3 separate regions of the Homo sapiens genome follow, and regions 1 and 3 are each linked to region 2. Evidence: chromatin contacts called from ENCODE Hi-C or POLR2A ChIA-PET data. All regions are on one chromosome and are shown on one strand. The core of a region is the stretch at or near the end of the contact, and the rest is flanking DNA. Distances in the headings are between cores, read along the strand shown.

Region 1 (3,393 bases), core at 48-2,547, 950 kb before region 2:
GGTCAAAAGCCTAAGTTCTGATCTAAGCTCTGTTCAGCTTTAGGCAAGTGATGATTTGTGTCTTTTGTCAACTGATTTGTATCATCTGTAAGATATTATAATCAAATAGAAGTTTACAAGAAACATCACACCTTATACATTTCCAGCTCAATGTTTCACACTTAAACTACTTGAAATATAGAAGAATTGGCACTTTATAAAACATTAGGTTTTGTTATCAAGGGATATGGCTTGTGAGCTCAGATGGTCACATATTATCTGACCTTATCCGGATAAGTTAACTTCTGAGTGTGTTCTTCTGAGTGTGTTTCTTCAAGGGGGGGGGGCGGGGGGGGGGAGTGTCCCCTGTTCTGCAGAGGTTGTCAGGACTGAGGAAGTGGAATGAAAGGGTACCAGTAGTTCTTTTAACAGTTTAAAAGTAAAACTGTTCGAGTGGTATCTCTATATGTTAGGGTTAAAATATTGAAAGAAACTCTTCAAGGGGATGCCCGCTCCAGAAAAGCTGGTGTAAAATCATACAGAAATTACTGAAACTGCAAGATTAAGAAGCAAGTAAAAGATAAAGATCCTCACTGGAAAAAAAAAAAAAAGCTCTTTTCATCATTCTACGGCAAAAATCATGATTCTGTCAACATGGATACCAATGTTTCCTAAACAATACAACTAAAACCCAAGGATGACACTGGAAAAAACCCGTGTTTTCAAATGCTCCCTATTCCTAACAGCCTTCGGCTGTAAACTAACCCCAAGTCAAACAAAGCATTCAAACCGCTGGATGCAGGGGCTGCTGGTCCTTGCTCCATTAACAAGCAAAGGGAAAGAAAAGTGCAGGGAAAAAACTGGGACGGAAGAGGTGAGAGTATGCGGTGTGGTGGACTGCAGGAGACCACAAACTTCAACAGACTGGTCCCTAAGAGAAGTCGGCAGAAAGGTAGACAAAGCAGTCTCCGCCGCACACCCAAGAGGGCCGAGGCAGGTCCAGGACAGCCGGACCTTGGGGCAGCTCAGTAATACTCACGCATGGAAGAGTCCCAGCCGGTGGGGCGGGGTCCCTAGAAAGCGGCGACAACTTTACAGACTGGACCCCAGGTAAGGGAACTCCCTCCCAGCGTTGGAACGCTGCAAACCAGCTGCTTGGACGCAGGCAGCCCCCGCCTAGAGAATCAAGAAAAGGTGTCCAGGCTTCGGGCTGCCAGACTCAGACCCAGACTCCGACGCAGTTCCAGTGCCAGAGCTAAAGCTAGAGCCAGAGCCTGATACTTCAGCACCCATCCCTAGCCTCCATTACCGCGGAGCTGAGCAGACGTGGCAGCGCACGGCGATGACGTCAGCTACGCGACCGCGGTCTGCCCCAGCCGCGAGTGCGTCCCCGGAATCAGCCGGCACGACAACCCCTACCATTTGCACCTGCGCAGTGGGGCGCGCCTTCTCCTCTTAACTCGCGGTCCCGCCCCTTCCGGCCAGTGTTGGCCAAAGCATTTCCTCTTTCGGCCTCAGTCAGCTAGCGGCTGCTAGGTGCGGGCACCATGCTACTGATCCTTCTTGCTGTCTCTTGGACTCCATGTAGTAACCATGTACAAGTTATCACCGCCATTTTACAGATGAGTGTAGATTAGGAGGTGTCACCTAGGGTCACGTTACTGCTAAGTGAGGGAGCCCAAGTCATGAAGTCATGCGTCAGCATCCAACCCTGCGCTTATTGTTTGCTAAGAACTAGACAGATGCTGTGGTTACAAAGCGAATACCACAAAAGCTCAGAGTCTAGTGGAAGAGAGGCGACACTAAGAAAATACAGTAATTACCATTTGTTACAATATTAAAAGTGTGTCCAAGGTCCAGAGATAGCATGTAACACTAACGAATTCTGTGGGATGGTGGTGATGTCAATACCAAGAAAAGCTTTGCAGAGAGCTTGGGGTTTCAGCCAAGACTCCACAAAGGCATAGGGGCTTTGTGGGAGAATGGCAGTCCTCCTGGAGAAGTGGCAGATAAAAAGGTAAAGATCTGTGAGCAACGTCATCTTGAGTTCAGGAATTGACAATAGTTTGGTATTAGAAGAAGATAAGAGTGTCAAAAGGAGCATTTGTGTAATCTTTCACTCCAGAGATTTTAATCTCCTTAATAGAAAGTTGTTTGTATTGATTGAATGATTAACCTTTATTAAGAATTTTGTTGTGTCAGGCACTGGATTAGTAGCTTTACACATTTCATTTAAATCTCACATTTTGATAGCTTCTACTATGGTTATTATTTTACAGAAGAAACTGAAGTTAAGAGAAGTTAAGTAGCTTGTTGAAAATAGCCTGCCTGGCCAGGCAGGGTGGCTCATGACTGTAATTCCAACACTGGGAGGCCAAGGCAGGAGGATCACTTGAGCCCAAGAGTTTGAGACCACCCTGAGCAATATAGTGGAACCTTGTCTCTATGAAAAAAGTAAAAAAATAAATCGGGCATGGTGGCTCACACCTGTAGTCCCAGCTACTTGGGAGGCTGAGGTGGGAGGATCACTTGAGCCCTGGAGGTCAAGTTTGCAGTGAGCCGAGATTGTGCCACTGCACTCCAGCCTGGGCAACAGAGAGAGACCCTGTCTCAAAAATAATAATAATAATAATAGAAAAAAAAGAAAATAGCCTGGCTAATAAGAGCCAGAACCAGAATTTAGAGCCAGAATGACTGATATCGAAACCAGTAAAGTTGCTAATATTCCCAAATATTCCTAATGTCCTAATGTACCACAGAGCTGTCACTTAGGAATACACACAAGTCTCCAACTTAGGATGGTTTGACTCACAATTTTTCAACTTTATGATGGTGCAAAACCAACACTCATTCAGTAGAAACTGTACTTCCAGTACTCGTACAACCATTCTGGTTTTTTTTTCATTTTTAAATACAGTCATGTGTCCCATAATGATGTTTCAATGAAAGACCACATAAATGATGGTGAGCCCATGAGAGTATAATAAAACTGAAAAACTCCTATTGCCTAATGATGTAGCTGTCTTTATGTTGTAGTGCAATGTATCCTGGTGTACACAAACCTGCACTACCAGTTGTATAAAAGTATAGCACATACAATTATGTACAGTATAACATACTAAATAATGATAATAAATTACTTTGTTACTGGTTTATATATTTACTATACTATACATTTATTGTTATTTTAGATTGTACTCCTTCTACTTATTTTAAAAAAATGAAAGTTAACTGTAAAACAACCTCAGGCAGGTCTTTCAGAAGGTATTCCAGAAGAAGGCATTGTTATCCTAGGAGATGGCAGTTCCATGTGTGTTCTTGACCCTGAAGATCTTCCAGAGGGACAAGATGTGGAGGTGAAAGATGGTGATATTGATGATCCTGACCCTGCATAGGCCTGACCCAAACACACAC
Region 2 (3,648 bases), core at 939-3,438:
AGAAATAAAGGCAGGGGCATATAAGGGTATTTGCACAAGGATGTTATTGGTTATAGTGGTAAACAACCCAAAGAACCAACTGAATGTCCATCTATGGGAAAATGATTGAATAAATCTAGTTCTTTTATATTACTAAACATTATGCCACTACAATGAGTTAAATGAGTTAAAAGTATATGTGCTGATCTAGAGGGTTGTCCCTGATAAATTAATGAGTAAAGAATACAAACTGTATATATCTATATCCATATCATGATCCCATTTTTGCATAAAATAGGGGGAACCATTATGTCTACAGTAGCATATAAACCCTATGCTTATAGTAACATAGAAAAGAAAAACATGTGGAACATGTATCAAATTGTTAACGCTGGTTACTTCAGACTAAGGGATTGAAGGGTTATGGGGGAAGATTATAATTTTATGCTTGTGTAAATGTCTGTACTATTTGACTTATATAAAACAATTCTTATTTTTTAATTAAAAAATCTTATAAAGCTAAATTTTTTTAAAAGAAAAAATATCCATGCTTTAAAAATCAGGAATCTGGAATAAGAATTCCACGTTTTTCAGGGGGATGAAGAATGCTTTTATAAAGAGAATGAAATCATTGGCACTGCCTGCTGATGGGTGGCTCCGCAAGGTACCACATTGGCCTTGGCCACTGTCCTCTGGCTCCCGACATCAGGACTTACCTCAATGCAGAGACAGGTGGGTTCCCCTTTCTCTGTGACTGCACATTCCCGGCCGGCTCCACAAAACACATTGGCACAGATCTTGGATTTGCTCCTTAGCTCTTCCTAAAACATACAATCATAAAGGAAACCGTGTGACTGAGATGAACCCATTATGGAATGAGCCCATAATGAGATTATCTTTCAGGCTTGGGCTTTGCTCTGGAGTCATGGCTCATGGTCTTAAACAGCTAGATGTTGGGTCTTAAACAGCTGTTGGAGACGTTGCCTCCAACAGCTAGTGCCCTACTCCCAGATACTGCTTCAGCCCAGGTTCAGGTACTTCTGAGTCCCTAATATGTTTCTCAAAGAGCAAGAGTTCCTTTCTTGCATGCTTCCTTTCTTCTAAAAATGCTTGTTGAGCACCAATTTTATGCCAACACTACGCTGAGATGGAGATACAAAGGACAGACCCTGTCCTCAGGAAGCTCCATGACTCTCAGAGGAAACTCACAAAGAAAGAGACATTTGGAAAACAACACAGGAAGTGCAAGAACAGGATCACCAGGGAGCTGGAGGGGAGGAAGAGGGTGAGAATTTTTCAAAGGATACTTTCTGAAGATACTAGGTCTTAACTGATTCTTAAAGGGTGAGAGGAGTAAGTCAGGCAGAAATGGAAACATTGTACAGAACTATGACTATCTGAAGGACCCAAACCTGACTGAATGGTGTTCTAGGCATTATCATCTCAAAGGGCAAAAGAAGGATGGCTAAACCATTGGAAACGTGGATTCGCTATTTTTGCTATGGTCCCATTTAGCCCCTACCCATGTCTGCCACTGTCTTCAAGATTAAGAGGGCGAAGCTGCCTGAAAGTAGAACTATTCTCAAATCATTTGCTAGTCAGGCATTCCCCTGTTCAGACGTGTGCAGCAGAACTGACAAGGCAGGGAATGGTCTCAGTGTATGCCACCTGAGAATGTGGGGGTATTGACAGGCACTGATCTGTTGGTGGCTCATCCCTTCCCTCCCATTCACTGGTGGCAGAAAGCCAGCCCCACCTCATTCACCACTCAACCCAGGGGTAGTGGTGGTTGCATGAAGGAGAATGTGATTTCCCCAGCTTCTCATCCTGACTGGCTGGGCAGGCAAAATCACGAAAGACCTCCAGACTCAAGGCTACTGGGCTAGATGCTGTGACAAAACCAACAAAGACTGCAGGAGGCACGATGGGGTCATGGGGCTGGCTGGGGTAAGGCAGGGATGGAACCAGACAGTCCACCCTCCAGGCCATGTCTACCACATTATGCAGAGAACTCACACCCACAAGTCTTGTAACAGTACAATTCTTATAGTTGGTGAATGTTTTATACTCAAGATTAGGGGAAAAAAGCAAAAAGAAAGAAGAGGCTTTCGAGCTGAGGTGCTGTATCCAATACAGCTAGTCTGCTGCCACCCAGAGGCTGCTCTGCAAACTCCAGGTCATTATTTTCTGTCCCAAGCCAGCTTGCTGGTCATGCAGGGCTCCCATTGGTCTAGAAGCCGTTCTCAGCTCACATTTCATTGGTTCACATGCTGTTGATAAACCAATTCTTTTTTGAATGTTGCTAAGGCGAATTCAAGAAAGCTAGCAGGCGGGGAAGAAAGAGGAAGTAATTCCCAGAAGTCCGCGGGGATTGGAGAGCTTTTGTTTTCCTAAACAGAGAGTGGAGATAAAAATCAAGGATATTCTCCAGGCAGGGCCCTCTTGTGGAAACTGTGCCTGACAATGTAAGGCAACACGAAAAAGGAAGAGGAAAAGGTTTTTGCTGACGAGTTGTTCCCATGAGTTATGGACACACAAATGCATAAAAAAGCATGCTCAGACACATGCCTGCACTCAAAGACACCCGCACACAGCTCCACAGGCAAACACCCACAAACCTCCACTCACTAGTCTCTGTCCTTAACTAGTAATTTTCATTCTTTAAGGCTCACATGTCCTCATCTATAAAGTAGGGGTAAATGCCAACCCTGCCCTGCGGAGATTCAGTGAGATACATGTGGAAGTACCAACTGTAAAACAAGCTGCATATGAAACCTGTTATTCATGGGAATGCCTTATAGAGCTACTTGCAGAAAAGCCTGTGGCATGTATGGAACCTCCTTTTAACTTACATTGTTGTTTTTAGTAAGTATTAAAAACGGATTGAATTAAACCAAGTCATTTTTCAGGAATAGTTCTCAAAAATCCATTTGAAGAAACAGATAACTTTTGAGTTATAACAACTAATATTTGAATAGTACAATTTACAAAATGTTTTCATACACATGATTTTGTCTTATAGGGAAACCCTGCAAGAATAGGTATATTATTATTAACCCTATTCCATAGATGAGGAAATTGAAGACCAGAAAGGTCAGATAACTTGCCCAAGTTTCCAAAGCTAGAAATGAGAGGAGCTAGGATTCCAACTCGTATCTTCAACCACTGATAACTAAACTCCCATTTATAAATATCCGGCATCCTACTATTTTTATTATATGTGATTTAAGCTCTTCAATAACTCCTTAAGTTAGACATCATTACTAGCCCCATTTCACAGGTGAGAGAGCAGAGGCTTAAATAACTAGAAAGTGGCAGAGCTAGAATTCTGCCCAAAGGGAAAGCAGTTTATATTTGATTTATTTTCATATCCAGATGACGTAAGGAAATTATGATGGGGGTGTGAGTTGCATAATTAGCAAGTGTCGGGAGAATGTGCGTTAAGAGTGCGTCAGAGATTTAGGTTTAAATTACCCACATCCCACCTCTATTCCTTACTTGCTGGTCGTGGGCCAGGTGCTCTCTTTAAACCTCAGCTTCCTCGTGAAAACTGGGAGTACTGATTCTTAGAGGGTTGTTGTGAGGATTAAACGGGATGTACTGCAGGCAGCACAGTGCCTGCCACACAACTGAAAGTGGCTATTACTACAGTGGGCAATTTATTTTCAG
Region 3 (3,508 bases), core at 33-2,532, 840 kb before region 2:
AACCTTGGACCACCTTCCTCCCCTATCCCATAAGCACTCCTAAAATTCCATCTTTGGAAAGGCACATTTGAGGCCTGTTCTCCAGTCTCCTGTCTTGGCTGCCTTGTGAATACACCCTTTCTCTACTGCAAAACTTGTGCGCCTCAGTGATTGGCATACTGTGTGAAAGACAAATGAGCCTGGTTCCCTGACAGGAGCTGAGCTGTCTCTTCCTGCATGCAGCCAGCAATAAAGATTCCTCTAGGAGAGGTATGTTCTCCACGCCAGAGCGAGAAAATAGCTCTCATCACCAGAGATTTGGAACTGGAGGTGGCATTTGGACTGGAGTAAACATTCTTGCAAAGTAACCATTATCTTCCACCTGTTTTACACCCCACCCCCCATATATCTCCTAGGGGCTCCCCTAGAAATTTTTTACCACCCTAGCCGGATTTTCTTTGTCCTGTCACTTCTTCTTAAATTTATCACTCTTTTTCTAAAAAGTATAAAAGCATCTTGCTTTGGACACTTTCTTCAGGATTCAGTCTCTTAACATCCCCATGTACATGTAAAATTAATAAAATTTGTATACTTTTCTCTTGTTAATCTGCCTAGTGTCAATTTGGCTTCTAGATGCAGCTGATTAGCTCACTAAGAGCTAGAGGGTGTAGGGGGTTGGAGGTGATCTCTGCCTCCCTTATTGGTGAACTTGATTTTTGTAAACACTCAAAAGTCACTTAGGCTAGAGTTGGAGATGGAGATGGTTATTCACTGGGAAGGCCACAAGAGAATGTTTTAAAGTGATGGAAATATTTCATATCTCGATTATGGTGTAAGGACATTTCATTATATATAAATTATATATCAATTTTTTAAAAAGCTCTCAGACCAAGGCTAGTCATTACAGCAAGAAAATAGGCATAGCAAATTTAAAACTTTGGAGAAATATATAGAATATTTGCATATGGTGATTCTGATTTGCTTTAAAAGTGACATGATTAATGTATTTAGACAAAAATACTCTTCGTTTTTCTTTGCTTTTATTTACGATCAGGATACAAGAATTCTACGCTGCTGCCAAATAAATGACTAGTTAAAATTAACTAACTGAATCCTTAACAACCATTCTAAGAGGCAGATATTATTATCCCACTTTATGCGTGAGGGCCCAGAACCCTGGCAAGGGCGGCACACTCAGTACGCTCTTCAAGCATCTGGGCACACCCGGTCCACTACAGTCCTACAAAGTCGGACGTGAGCACGGGCGAAGGCGTCAGCCGGGGCCACACGGGAGTCACTGACCACAGCCAGGCGAGAGCCGGCTTTCCGGTGCCGCCACATTCCGGGCACCAGGCTCCGGGCTCTTCAGAGCATTTGGGGCGGGCGACGGAGGTCCCGTCCACTCTCGCTTGGGTGCAGAAGGGCGCGGCGGTGCCAGGAAGCCGCCTTGGAGGCTCCAAGATTAGCTCACTCAGCGCGGCCAAGCGCAGGTGCGGGGGCCCTCGCCGCCACCCTGCTTATCTGGGGACAGTCCCGGAACCCGGTGACCCGGCTCCGCCCCAACCCGCGCCCTCGTCCACCCGCAGCAGCCAAGGCCTCTTCCCCGGCCCCGGGAGCCCGCGCCACGCCCGTCGCTCGCGCGTTCCAGTCCAGGCTACAGCAGGTATCGCGATCCCGGCCCTCGGCCCCGCGCTCCCCTCCCCCGCCCCTGGCGCTCTCCGAGTGTGGCCGACCATGAGGATTCCCAGTCTTGCAAATCGTGGGAGCGTGTCAACCGCCCCGTTTCTTTCCAAAGCCGGGCATGGCCCGGAAGCAGCTGATCAGATCTTAGTTCTGAATGTATAGTTCGGGTACGAGAATGTGACCCGTGAAAGTTCAGAGGAGTTAAGTAATTACAGCGTTCTGAAAGCGAACGTTAAAGGGAATTTACAACCGAAAAAAGATGCCGGTCTTCTTCCCCCATCCCAGCTTGCAATTCACAGAAGCACACATTAGGGTGGAGCCAGAAGGAATTACGGAAAGGACAATGAGGACATTGAGAGGGAGGGTATGGGGGGTTAAAGTTAGTCCTCCGAGGCCAAGAAGCAGAGTGTCTTGGCCTAGTGTCTGAAAATCGCAGCGCAGGACGGAACTTCCGAGAGCCTATACCTCCCCACTTCCCCCTCCAGTTTACAGATGGGCAAACCGCTGTCCCGGGTGTCTGTCAGGTCTAGTAGCCCAGAATCTCAGTGCCTAGGCTTCACTGTAAATAATAAACTATGTAAATAACATTTACAAATATCCTTTGTGAGCTCAGAAACTCAGCATTACCAGTAACTGGGTAGTGGAACGCATCCATCTTCGTCGTTTACTCCTTCTCCAGGGGCTCTCCAGCCTGCATTCCATGGCCAACAGCAGTGCAGCTGCAGAAGCACTTCTGGAAGCCTCCTGACTTGAACTAGACCTTGGGTAAATAGGGTTTAGATAAGTGGAGGGGAGGGAAAAGTTTCACCTGAGGGGAGAATGAGCTAGTCTGCCAGACCCTTATAAAAGTATTGGCCTGGATGGGATGGAGGGCTTTGACCTGAAAGCCACAGGGAGAAGGGAACCCTGAGGAATTGGCTGAAAGAGGGGGGTTCTTAGGAAATGCACCAACAGGGAAGCCAGCGCTTTACCAGGGATTTCATTCATGGTGGGTATATTATTAATAGAGATTCGAATTCTCTAGAAGCTGATCATTTCTAAGAGAAACAATATTTAAACATTACTGTCGAAGGAAAGGTTGTGGGGAGAAAATGTTCTAGTTCTAAAACAGAACACCCATTTTCCCTGGTTGTATATGAATAATACAAATATGTCAAAAATCAAGCTTACTATGTGCCAAGCACTCTAAGAACTTTTTTTTTTTTTTTTTTTTTGAGACAGAGTCTTGGTCTGTCGCCCAGGCTGGAGTGCAGTGGCACAATCTCGGCTCACTGCAACCTCTGCCTCCTGGGTTCAAGCGATTCTCCTGCCTCAGCCTCCTGAGTAGCTGGGACTACAGGCATGCACCACCATACCCGGCTAATTTTTGTATTTTTAGTAGAGATGGGGTTTCACCCTGTTGGCCAGGCTGGTCTCGATCTCCTGACCTCAGATGAGCCACCCACCTCGGCCTCCCAAAGTGCTGAGATTACAGGCGTGAGCCACCGCGTCCAGCCAACTTTATGAAATTTAATTTATTTATTCCTAACAACAAATCCAGGAGGTTGTTACTTTTTAAAATCAGTGCCATTTTATAAATGTGGAGGCTGAGGCACCAAGAGGTTGCCCAAGGTAAGAAGATCTGGACTGAGGCTGAGTGGTGTGATACCAAGCATCCTGGCTTGGCTGGAATCAGATTTGGGTTCCAGTACTTCCACTCCTCTTGTTTTGTGAATTTAGCTTATCTGAGCCTTCATTTTCTTATCTGTGAAATGCATACTGTAATCCCTCCCTATTAGTGAGACAATGAATGTGCAGGTGCTTTGTGAACTACACATTGTGACACTAATAGGAAGTGTAAAGCCTT

What was found. Hi-C counts contacts between places; a loop is a spot of excess contacts on that map. ChIA-PET counts read pairs that join two places held with the same protein, here RNA polymerase II (POLR2A). Pooled maps may share reads with other maps.
Region 1: a pooled map shows a loop between it and region 2 (5-fold over the local background). The contact joins the promoter of TMEM39A here to the enhancer-like site in region 2. A Hi-C loop is called at or near these places in 9 of 50 pooled maps.
Region 3: a loop to region 2 is called in a pooled map, with 4 times the contacts of the local background. The contact joins the promoter of ADPRH here to the enhancer-like site in region 2. A Hi-C loop is called at or near these places in 1 of 168 maps with a recorded cell type or tissue (Right ventricle myocardium inferior) and 3 of 50 pooled maps. POLR2A ChIA-PET finds 5 or more read pairs at or near these places in 1 of 52 experiments (Panc1).

What each region holds. Positions count from the first base shown.
Region 1 is chr3:119,462,318-119,465,710 of GRCh38, forward strand. TMEM39A (transmembrane protein 39A) reads right to left here and starts at 1,298. Exons shown (of 9, transcript NM_018266.3): 1 at 1,019-1,298. RefSeq lists enhancers at 969-1,458, 1,489-1,548.
Region 2 is chr3:120,415,228-120,418,875 of GRCh38, forward strand. FSTL1 (follistatin like 1) reads right to left here. Exons shown (of 11, transcript NM_007085.5): 3 at 696-800. It overlaps LOC124900546 (a long non-coding RNA gene), which reads right to left. Exons shown (of 2, transcript XR_007096030.1): 2 at 2,010-3,648. It also overlaps the pseudogene BTNL12P. Among named protein-coding and RNA genes, the nearest start is that of MIR198, 21 kb to the left of the region's middle. RefSeq lists an enhancer at 1,875-2,044. Within about 2 kb of position 2,189, at least 11 of the 41 ENCODE cell types and tissues checked have a DNase peak (open chromatin) inside an H3K27ac peak, as active enhancers do.
Region 3 is chr3:119,578,210-119,581,717 of GRCh38, forward strand. ADPRH (ADP-ribosylarginine hydrolase) reads left to right here and starts at 1,283. Exons shown (of 5, transcript NM_001125.4): 1 at 1,283-1,642; 2 at 2,342-2,427. RefSeq lists enhancers at 887-1,388, 1,173-1,272, 2,213-2,432 and a silencer at 1,453-1,592.